Regions from separate parts of the Homo sapiens genome. Here region 2 is linked to region 1. The links are chromatin contacts, found by Hi-C or POLR2A ChIA-PET in ENCODE. All regions are on one chromosome and are shown on one strand. The core of a region is the stretch at or near the end of the contact, and the rest is flanking DNA. Distances in the headings are between cores, read along the strand shown.

The links. A loop is a pair of places that touch in the nucleus more often than their neighbours do. ChIA-PET counts read pairs that join two places held with the same protein, here RNA polymerase II (POLR2A). Pooled maps may share reads with other maps.
Region 2: a loop to region 1 is called in a map of ascending aorta, with 3 times the contacts of the local background. The contact joins two enhancer-like sites. A Hi-C loop is called at or near these places in 1 of 168 maps with a recorded cell type or tissue (ascending aorta) and 1 of 50 pooled maps. POLR2A ChIA-PET finds 5 or more read pairs at or near these places in 3 of 52 experiments (OCI-LY7, activated CD8-positive, alpha-beta memory T cell and activated naive CD4-positive, alpha-beta T cell).

What each region holds. Positions count from the first base shown.
Region 1 is chr10:87,733,397-87,738,049 of GRCh38, reverse strand. The region is part of intron 9 of PAPSS2 (3'-phosphoadenosine 5'-phosphosulfate synthase 2); the gene reads right to left. Among named protein-coding and RNA genes, the nearest start is that of PAPSS2, 76 kb to the right of the region's middle. Within about 2 kb of position 2,654, at least 3 of the 41 ENCODE cell types and tissues checked have a DNase peak (open chromatin) inside an H3K27ac peak, as active enhancers do.
Region 2 is chr10:87,604,365-87,609,017 of GRCh38, reverse strand. LOC105378412 (a long non-coding RNA gene) reads right to left here. Exons shown (of 3, transcript XR_946171.2): 2 at 2,607-2,717; 3 at 280-1,070. Among named protein-coding and RNA genes, the nearest start is that of PAPSS2, 53 kb to the left of the region's middle. Within about 2 kb of position 2,832, at least 2 of the 41 ENCODE cell types and tissues checked have a DNase peak (open chromatin) inside an H3K27ac peak, as active enhancers do.

The DNA.
Region 1 (4,653 bases), core at 1,405-3,904:
TCCTGTCACATGCTATAACATGGCTGAACCTTGAGGACATTAGGCTAAGTGAAATAAGCCAGTCACAAAAAAGCAAATATTACATGATTCCACTTATATGAGGTATCTAAATTTCTATGAATTCTAGTCGAATTCATAGAAACAGAGAGTGCAATGGTAGTTACCACGGGCTGGAGGAAGGATGGTAGTTACCAGGAGCTGGAGGAAAGAAGAAGAGGGGAGTTGTTTTTGTTTTTGTTTGAGGCAGGTCTCACTCTGTCACCAGGCTGGCATGCAGTAGCTCACTGCAGCCTCTACCTCCGGGGCTTATGCAGTTCTCCCACCTCAACCTCCCAAGTAGCTGGGACTACAAGCATGCCACCACACCTGGCTAATTTTAAAATTTTTTTTTTGTAGAGACAGGTTCTCACTATGATAACCAGATAGGTCTCAACTCCTGGGCTCAAGCAATCCTCCAACTTCGGCCTTCCAAAGTGTTGGGATTACAAGCGTGAGCCACCATGCCTGACCGCGGGAGTTGTTTAATGGGTGTAGAGTTTCCATTTTGCAAGATGACAAAGTTCTGGAGATTTGGTTCACAACAATGTGAATATGCTTAACATTACTGAGTTGCACACTTACAAGAAGGTTAAGATGATAATTTTTATGTTCTGTTTTTTACCTTAATTTTTTTTTTTAGAGGAACCACCGTTTTTTAACTCACTGAGGATTTATTTCACTGAGGTTAGAAGCAATCACTTTTCTATTCCCAGTCTCAGCTGAAAATGTGACTTCAGGAAAGGGTGGGTGTGAAGAGCACCTGGAGACCTGCAGAAGAACCATCTTCATAGTGTCCCACACATTAGATGGCCCAACTCTGGCCCCCTTTGGTTGTGTCTATCTCATAAAGGCAAGGAGACCCTTGGTGGGAAGACCCACCCAGAGTCATCACCTACTCTTTTGATCATAATCAGGGTACCCAGAACTCTAGAATTTCCTGCCCAATCAACTCTGAGCTTGCTGCTAGGCCTGGGAGAGCTTCATCTCCCAACCTGTCTTTCCAGGGTGGACCACACACTCAGAGCAGCCCTACTTCTGAGGGCGGGCCAAGCAGGGAGGGTCTGCAGAGGTTGTGGAGAGAGCTCAGCCATGCAGCCTGGGGTGCCCACAAATCAATCCAGAGGACCCACATAGCATAGGAAGAGGCCAAGCATAGAAGGAGAAGGGAGAGTTGGTGAAAGGCCAAGGGCCAACTCTCCACACACTACCATATTCTGATGCAGAACCCAGAAGTCTATATTTGAACCTGGCTTTCCAGTTTGTGATTAAGGCATAGTTGTCAAAGTAGAAGGATCAAACACATTTTATTTAGCAGTTTGTTAGTTACACATGTAACTTTTAAATATGATGTATGGCTCTCCATTTGTATTCTTGCTCTGGGCCCCACAAATGTTAGGGGTAAGCCAGGGTTGAAGAATGGTGAAACTAATGAAAAAGAAAAACATGGTCGGGCATGGTGGCTCACTCCTGTAATCCCAGTACTTTGAGAGGCTGAGGTGGGTGGATCATGAAGTCAGGAGTTCAAGACCAGCCTGGCCAATATGGTGAAACCCTGTCTCTACTAAAAATATAAAAAATAGCCAGGCCTGGTGGCGGGCACCTGTAATCCCAGCTACTCAGGAGGTTGAGGCAGGAGAATCACTTGAACCTGGGAGGCGGAGGTTGCAGTGAGCCGGGGTCTCGCCACTGCACTCCAGCCTGGGCAACAGAGTAAGACTCTGTCTCAAAAAAAAAAAAAAAAAAAAAAGAAAGAAAGAAAAGAAAAACATGGCAACCTTTGTTTTTTTTCTATAAGTTTAAATATTTTCCATCTGGTATTGAAGTATAATCAATTACAGAGCTGTGTCTCTCCTAGTCACTGACACAAATACTTACAGCCAATCTCATTCCTCAGTCAAACATGTAATGGTTTTACAATCCTCCCCCTAATCAAACCCCAAGTACCTTTCACCACTTTCCAAATACAACTTGGTTACCTGAAATGTTAGCAGAGAAGAGGGAGGCAAGAGTGAGTGAGAGAAAGCTGATTTGAAACACCTAGTAGGAAGACACGAAGATAGTGATGGTGGACCTGGTTCACAGTCCCCATTATGGCCAGATATTGGGGTTTACCATGACCTGCATTCCAGAGAGGTTCAGGGAGTGGGGGATTGGGATAGAGCAGTGGCTCTAAACAGAGGCTGATTTAGTCACTCCTGGTGACATTTGACAATATCTGAAGATAATTTTGATTGTGATGACTGAAGTGCTATTGGCATCTGGTGAACAGAGGCTAGGGATGCTACTAAATATCCTACATTGCACAGAACTGCCCTCTCAGTGAAGAATTATCTAGTCCAATATGTCAACAGTGCTGAGGCTGAGAAACCCTGCGGTAGACAGAAGGCAATTATGCAAGGTTTTCGGTTGTGTTTTCATGGCCTCTTTTCTAAACTCTGTGCTCAGTCAGATAATTCAACAAGAACATTTTCAAATATCCATACCTATACATCTACTTTCTCCTCATTGCTTAGAGTTGGACACAGCACAATTTTGAGAACTGACCTCCAAACCCCTGAGGATGCAGTAATTTATTCTGGACACTAGGGGTCCACCGTATATTGCTCTATCTATTGGTGAAGGGGGCATCAAACCGAATTCATCCACCATCCAGCCTAAAAACCTGTCTGTTTGAAGAGAGATGTTAAAACTATGTGTTTGGCATTTCTGGGATGGGGAGGGACAAGGGGCATCTCTATCCCTAAGGTGGTCCAATTATCGCCAGAACTGTGTCCAGCTGTCAGGAAGGGAGATCCAGAGGCTCTGCTTAATTTCCCAGGGCTTTGTGGCCTAGAAGTCCCCACCCCCTTCCAAGCTTCCTGCCAAAGACAGCAGGGGGGCCACAGCTAGAGGATTTGCAGAACTAGATGCGCCAAAAGGAATGGGGAGCAGGCTTCAGGAGCCCAGTGAAGTAGCAAATAGGGAATTGGGCTCAAAATTACACACAAGAATGCATAAAGGAGAGGATAAGCTCAACCACTAGCGTAAAGACTAAGAAAGCTATGATAAATAGGCTCAAAGAGGCCAAGGAGAGGAAGACTCAAAAGAAACAATCTGGAGATGAGGGAATGCACTAATTGGAAAGGGAGGAGCAGCTGAGGGTGGGAAGGTGAAAAAGAATGCAAAAAGGGAGCAGAGAGAAGGGAAAGAAACCAGAAAGAAGGAAGGAAATGGTGGATTCAGCAAGATAAGGTCATGATGAAAGGGTGCAGAGAACAGAATCAAAGAGAAGAAAAACTAATGCCTACAAGAGGAGAATACATACATATATATATATATATATATATATATATATATATATATATATACACACACATTCATTTCTGTGCTATCAGTCATAGTCACAGAATCTGGGGCTTTAAGGAACCTGGAGGTAATGTAGATTTAATGTCCTCATTTTCAGAAGAGAAGGCAGTTTTACAGAGGGGAAGTGGCAGAGTTCAAGTGCACAGAGCTTTCTTACCAAAGCCAAGACCCAAATCTCAGACTCCTGCAAACCAGATTCTTCTCATCACTGCACCCACTGCCTCTCATCAGTGGCCCCCATATTGACATTTCAGCTTCACCTGTCACAGGTATGAAAGGGGCAAGTCCAAATTACTCTGGGAGGACAAAGAAGGGGCACTCAGTTATGCTCATGTGTCATAGGAGTCAGTGCTGACTTCTGAAAGGAGGTAATAAGGTCCGGAGGCAGAGGTGGAAGAAACAGTGTGCCAGGTTGAAGGATGAGTATGTGCAAAAGTCAGAGAGCGCATGATCGAATGACCAGCTCTGGAAGGACTGGACGAGGGAGTGTGTTGGCTGGTGGTGGCAAGAGGCTTTGCGGTAAATTGTATCTTAATAAAGGGGTTTCCAAAGAAAAGTTGAATAATTCACTCTAGCTAAAGAGTGGGAGATTATGGGGGAGTAAGACAAGAGAGAGGAAAGAATTGAAATGTCCTGACCCAAGATGGAATAGAAGAGGAGTGAATGAATTCAAGCAATAACTGAAAGCTACATTTGGCAGGACGTGGTGACTGAATGGACAAGGGGAGAAGAGAGAAGCAAGAATGGCATCCAGGTTTTGGTCACAGGCCACCATTTGGATGGTGAAGCTGTCACTAAGATAGGAGACATAGTAGGGGGAACAGGCTTGGGGGGAGGTTAAACATGTTGAGTTTGAGGTACTTGCAGGATATATGCAGGTGGGGCCCTAAAGAAAATAGCTCCAAACAATTATCTAACTCAATAGTTCTCAACCTTCACAGCCCATTAGAATCACGGGGAGCTTTAACTACCCACCCCTCAATAATCAGATCTGACTCAAAGCCAATTAAATGAGAATCTGTGAGGATGGGATCCAGTCATGGGTGATTTGTAAAGCTCCTCAGGTGATTCTGTTGATATAACTAACCATATGGTTTTCATTGTGGAGCTAAAGGCTATAAACTCTCATTCCCATCTTTCATTGAGAAGTCATATTCTGTTCTCTTGGTTTGTACAAGAAAATGTAGAGTGCAAAACAGGAGTAATGATTCTTACTTTCCTCACCAAGAGCATTGTGAAAAATAATTACTACTTGACAAATCTCTGGGA
Region 2 (4,653 bases), core at 1,583-4,082, 130 kb after region 1:
AAGCAATCCAAACTGTTTGTCAGGAAAATCACATTCACGCTGGGCTGGTAGGTGAGAAGAAGCAGCGGCTGCTATTTTGCAATGCAGATGTAAAACACTTCCTGGAAATGGAAATAAAGCAAGCAAGGAAGCATATCTTCTAGGGAAATTTGATCTGTTTCATGTGTAAAAGACCCTAGAAAAAGGATTTGCAGATGTGGAAGGCCTTAGAGCATACAAATGTGAGTGCGAAAGTTGTCTAGAGGTTAACAACTCAAAGGATCAGGGTATATGAAGATTTTATAGCCTAGATTTAAAATCTCTTTCTATTTCTGCTGTACTCAGTTTCCCAGTTCAATAAGTGTGCATTTATAGACATTCCACAGGAGAGGAATGACATTATTAGAGTTCAATGAACACTAATGGCAAGGATTTTTGAAGAAACATTTTATTTGTAGTGATACCTGCCCTTACAGCAGGGCATGAGGGGCCACTGTCCCAGCCTTTCCTCTCCAGCCTCCCCACCCCCTCCACTTTGAAGCACCTTTCTTGAAATTCTTTTTTTCTTTTTTTTCCCTAACATATTCAATTTATCCAACTGATCCTTGAAATTTTCTAAGTCCCTGTCAGTCTGCAATTCAGACCGGGACCCACTTGGCCACATCTCCATTTTCTCCTCTGTGGAATGATCTCTGGCTCTCCAGCCCTCTGCCCCATATGTGTGAGGTCAACCAGATGCCCCAGGAGCTCTGGGGCTTAACCTATGAAGCTTTCCTAGGGGCCTGTGGCCTGGGCCCAATTTCAGAGAGGTGGCCTGAATTGCTCCTGCCTGGGTTCTTTCATGAAGTCATGCCAGAAGGGACCCAGGATTGCTAGAATAGTACTGGGGAACTAAAAAGACAAACAAAAAAACCACAAGTGTTTTTAACAGCCTCACTGAAGTATAATTCAGATAGCATACAATTCATCCATTTAAAGTGTACATCAAATAGTTTATATCAAAAATATTTACCAGGCCTTGCGTCTTCCAGAGGTGTCCTTGCTTATAGATGAGAAATGTTGAAATGAGTGCGCAAGTTGAGGCAAAACGGCTTTTTCCAGGAGTAAGAAAGAAAAGTTGGGTGAGAGGAAGGAGAAGATTGAAAAACTACCTATCAGGTACTATGCTTATTACCTGGGTGATGAAATAATCACACCAAACCCGTTGACACAAAATTTACCTATGTCACAAACCTGCACATGTACCCACCGAACCGAAAATAAAAGTTGGAAAGAAAAAAATAAAATAAAGAGAAGTCAATTGAACCTCTACCAGACAAGACAGAATCTGTGTCTACAGACAGGAATTATATTACATTGTTATCAATTATCTACAAATTACAAAGTTGTTAAAATTGCTCCCATACATTCCGAATCATACAACCTAGAGGGGTTATCCTTTAGAGTGTAGAACACTTTCAGCACACTTTGATTCTTTGTCAGCCTTTCCTTGTAATATTGATGATAGTAATTACAACTGAGTGCCTGCTGTGTACAGGCAATGCACTAAATGCTTCAAAAACATTATTTCATGTAATTCTTAGAAGAGCTTTATGAAGTAAGTATAATCATCCTCATTTTACAGATGATAAAACTATGTTCCCTCATGTGACAATGATGGGAGTGTTGCCTTCTCTCTTTGGGAACATAAGGACCAGATGAGAGCACTAGCTTGATGGCAAGGTCAGCTTAAAACACCCCAAGAAATGTGTTTCAAAATTCACTGCAGGTAAAACTGTCAGGGCTATATATTGAGTTTCATGGGCCTTATGTTCTCAGAGGGAAGACAACACTCCTATCATTGTCAATCCAGCAAGTGGCACAGAATTCACAGCCAGGTCGAATGCCAAAGCCCTTGCTCTTATCCTGGGATCTTCTCCTTGGGCTACTTTGTCCCTCTAAGTAAGTCTGCTACTGGGGGTTCAGCTTTACCCAAAATCATGACTACAGGCCGGGCATGGTGGCTCATGCCTGTAATCCCAGCACTTTGGGAGGCCAAAGCAAGAGAATCACTTGAGCCCAGAAGATCAAGACCAGCCTAAGCAACATAGGAAGACCTCGTCTCTACAAAAAATTTAAAAATTGGCTGGGTATGCTGATATGTGCCTGTAGTCCCAGTTACTCAGGAGGCTGAGGTGGGAGTATCACTTGAGCCCAGGAGGTCCAGGTTGCAGTGAGCTGTGATAACCAGTGTACTCTAGCCTGTGTGACACAGCAAGACTCTGTCTCCAAAAAAAAAAAAAAAAAAAAAAGCAAGCAAGCAAGAATGAAAAAAAAGTTAGTGACTACAGGATATTCAAGAGCCCTAAGCCAGTCCCACCATCTCCAGCCATTCATGCCTGTCTTGGTAACTGGGCTCCTGGCTTATTGCCTATGATCACATCATGGCCTTGTCCCCATTTTCAGGCAAGGCACCCTATGTAGTTCCCCACTCACTCTCTCCTGTTGTTGTCCCACCCATACCTCTATTCCTGCTTCAGGGACATCAGCTGATGTATCAGCCCATTTAGAACTCAGGGGGCTCATTCTTTCTATCTTCAATTTTTCAGGGACTCAAGTTTTGTCCATTTGCCTTCTCCTGCGCTTACCTGCTGGCCTGGGCTTCCTCCTTGTATGTAGTATGGGATTTTCCTCTAGGCATGTGCTTGTTCCAGGCCTGGCAACCCTCCTTCCAAAAAAGCCCTTCTTCTCAGACTCTCCTGTATTAAAATTCAAATGTAGATATTTCTTAGTTACTATCCTTCTCTCCTCAAAAGCACAGTAATCTCATGCCAAATGCCACGCTCAGGTATCTGCTTCTACTGTCTCTCCTATTGCTGCCAGCCAAGACTTGTAGGGAGAGGAAAGGGAAGGGGCAGGAAGTAACAATGCCCTTTATTCTCTGTTTTGCTGACTTCTTGCTCTCCTCAGCAGGAGGCCCCAGTGGTAACACATGGTTAGATCCATTGCGTTGAGTGATATTATACTACAGGAAGGAACGGTTATCTGTGTACAAAACATGGGCAGGTATGTAATTTCATGTCCTGTGAAACAATAGGAATAGAGCTTAAGAGTAAATCTTGGAATTTTCTCAGTTCTGGAAACTTCTATTTAGCCAATTGAATCCAGCCAAATGTTTCCTGGCTCAGGTCCCACTCACCCAGTGGGTGAAAAGCCTCTTGAATTCCTAACTACTTCTCAGCTCACAGGCAGAACTCTTTTGTAGGCCTGATCAATAAAGAAACCACATCTTTGTCAGGAAAGCCAGCCCCTGTCAAATTCTTCTGAGCTTTCTAGCTGGGTGAGAAATGATCCTTTCCGGGACCCTCAGTTTAAATGATTCCTCCTCTCTTTATGCTTCATACAACTTTGTTGCTGGGCTATAATACTTGTTAAAGTCTGTTTTCCTTCACGGTTGTTTATTTACTCTTCACTAGATTGTGAGTTCCTGCCTTACTCATTTTTATATTCCTGGGAAGCCTAATCCAGCGTAATAACTAGGGTCATGAATGAACTGGAGCTCTGAAATACAGAATACTGGCAAGAATAAGAAAAAGGCAAGGTCAATACAGACACCATTTAGACCTAGTCACTGGCATTTCTATAAGAACTATGGATTCTGAGATAACACAGGAAATCTGTGATACAGTTTAAAGAATTGTTTTGGAAGAGGCAGCACACAGTCCAAATTCTTGGAGCTCAACTCATGATTTCTGCAATCCATGTCTTTTTTAAAAGTAGTTTTACAATTAGGGAAGAATATGGAGTCACTTAGATTAGCTTTCTGTATGCAAAAGAAGGACAATAAGTACTATAGTGTTTGTTAAAACGTATTTTTCTTATATTTGAATCACTTATTTTATATTAAGGGTATTTTTTAAAAGTTCTTATTTAGGAATTCAGAAGGATCTAATAGTCAATGTCTATCTACATACTCAGTTGGAACCCATCGTTATTATTAATACACTTGATTCTTAAATTTGTACCAAGACAATGACATAAGATCTCACTTGCATGTGCTGTCCTCCAAAGAGTGGTAGATGCACATTTTACAATGTAGATTAAAAAACTCCCAAGGAAAACTTCATCTAAAGCAACTTTTATGCCCGCAGGTGCCCGGGAGAAACAAATGCAAATATTTCCTAGACAATGTGCCCTCAGACGAGGCCTCAGGCAACTCCCAGAGAAAGCACAACATATCTGGGCTCACAACTTTGAAAAAAATAATCAAGAAACATTCAAGAAAATCAGCTACCATAAATGAGAGACAGTAGAAAGAACAAATGATAAAAACACCCCCATAAGGACTTCACGTATTAGAATCACTGGATAAAACATTTAATATCCTAGCAGAAATAGAAGTGATGACAAAAGAATAAGAAGTTATACAAATGATCAGTTTCGAAAAAGAATCAAATGGAACTTCTAAAACTGAAAAATACAGAGGTTGACCTAAAAAAAGGAATAGAAGCATCAAAGATCAGAATAGCCCTAATTGGTACTGAAACAGAGACCACCCAAATGAAAACAGAGCCCAGGTATTTGGAGCTCGCTATAGAACAAAGGAGTCAGCCACCACTACTTGAGTTTGGTAAGCAAAGTCTAAGGCAGGCAGGGGAGTGGGAATGCTTTCCACTGACAAAAAGTGAAGGCTGC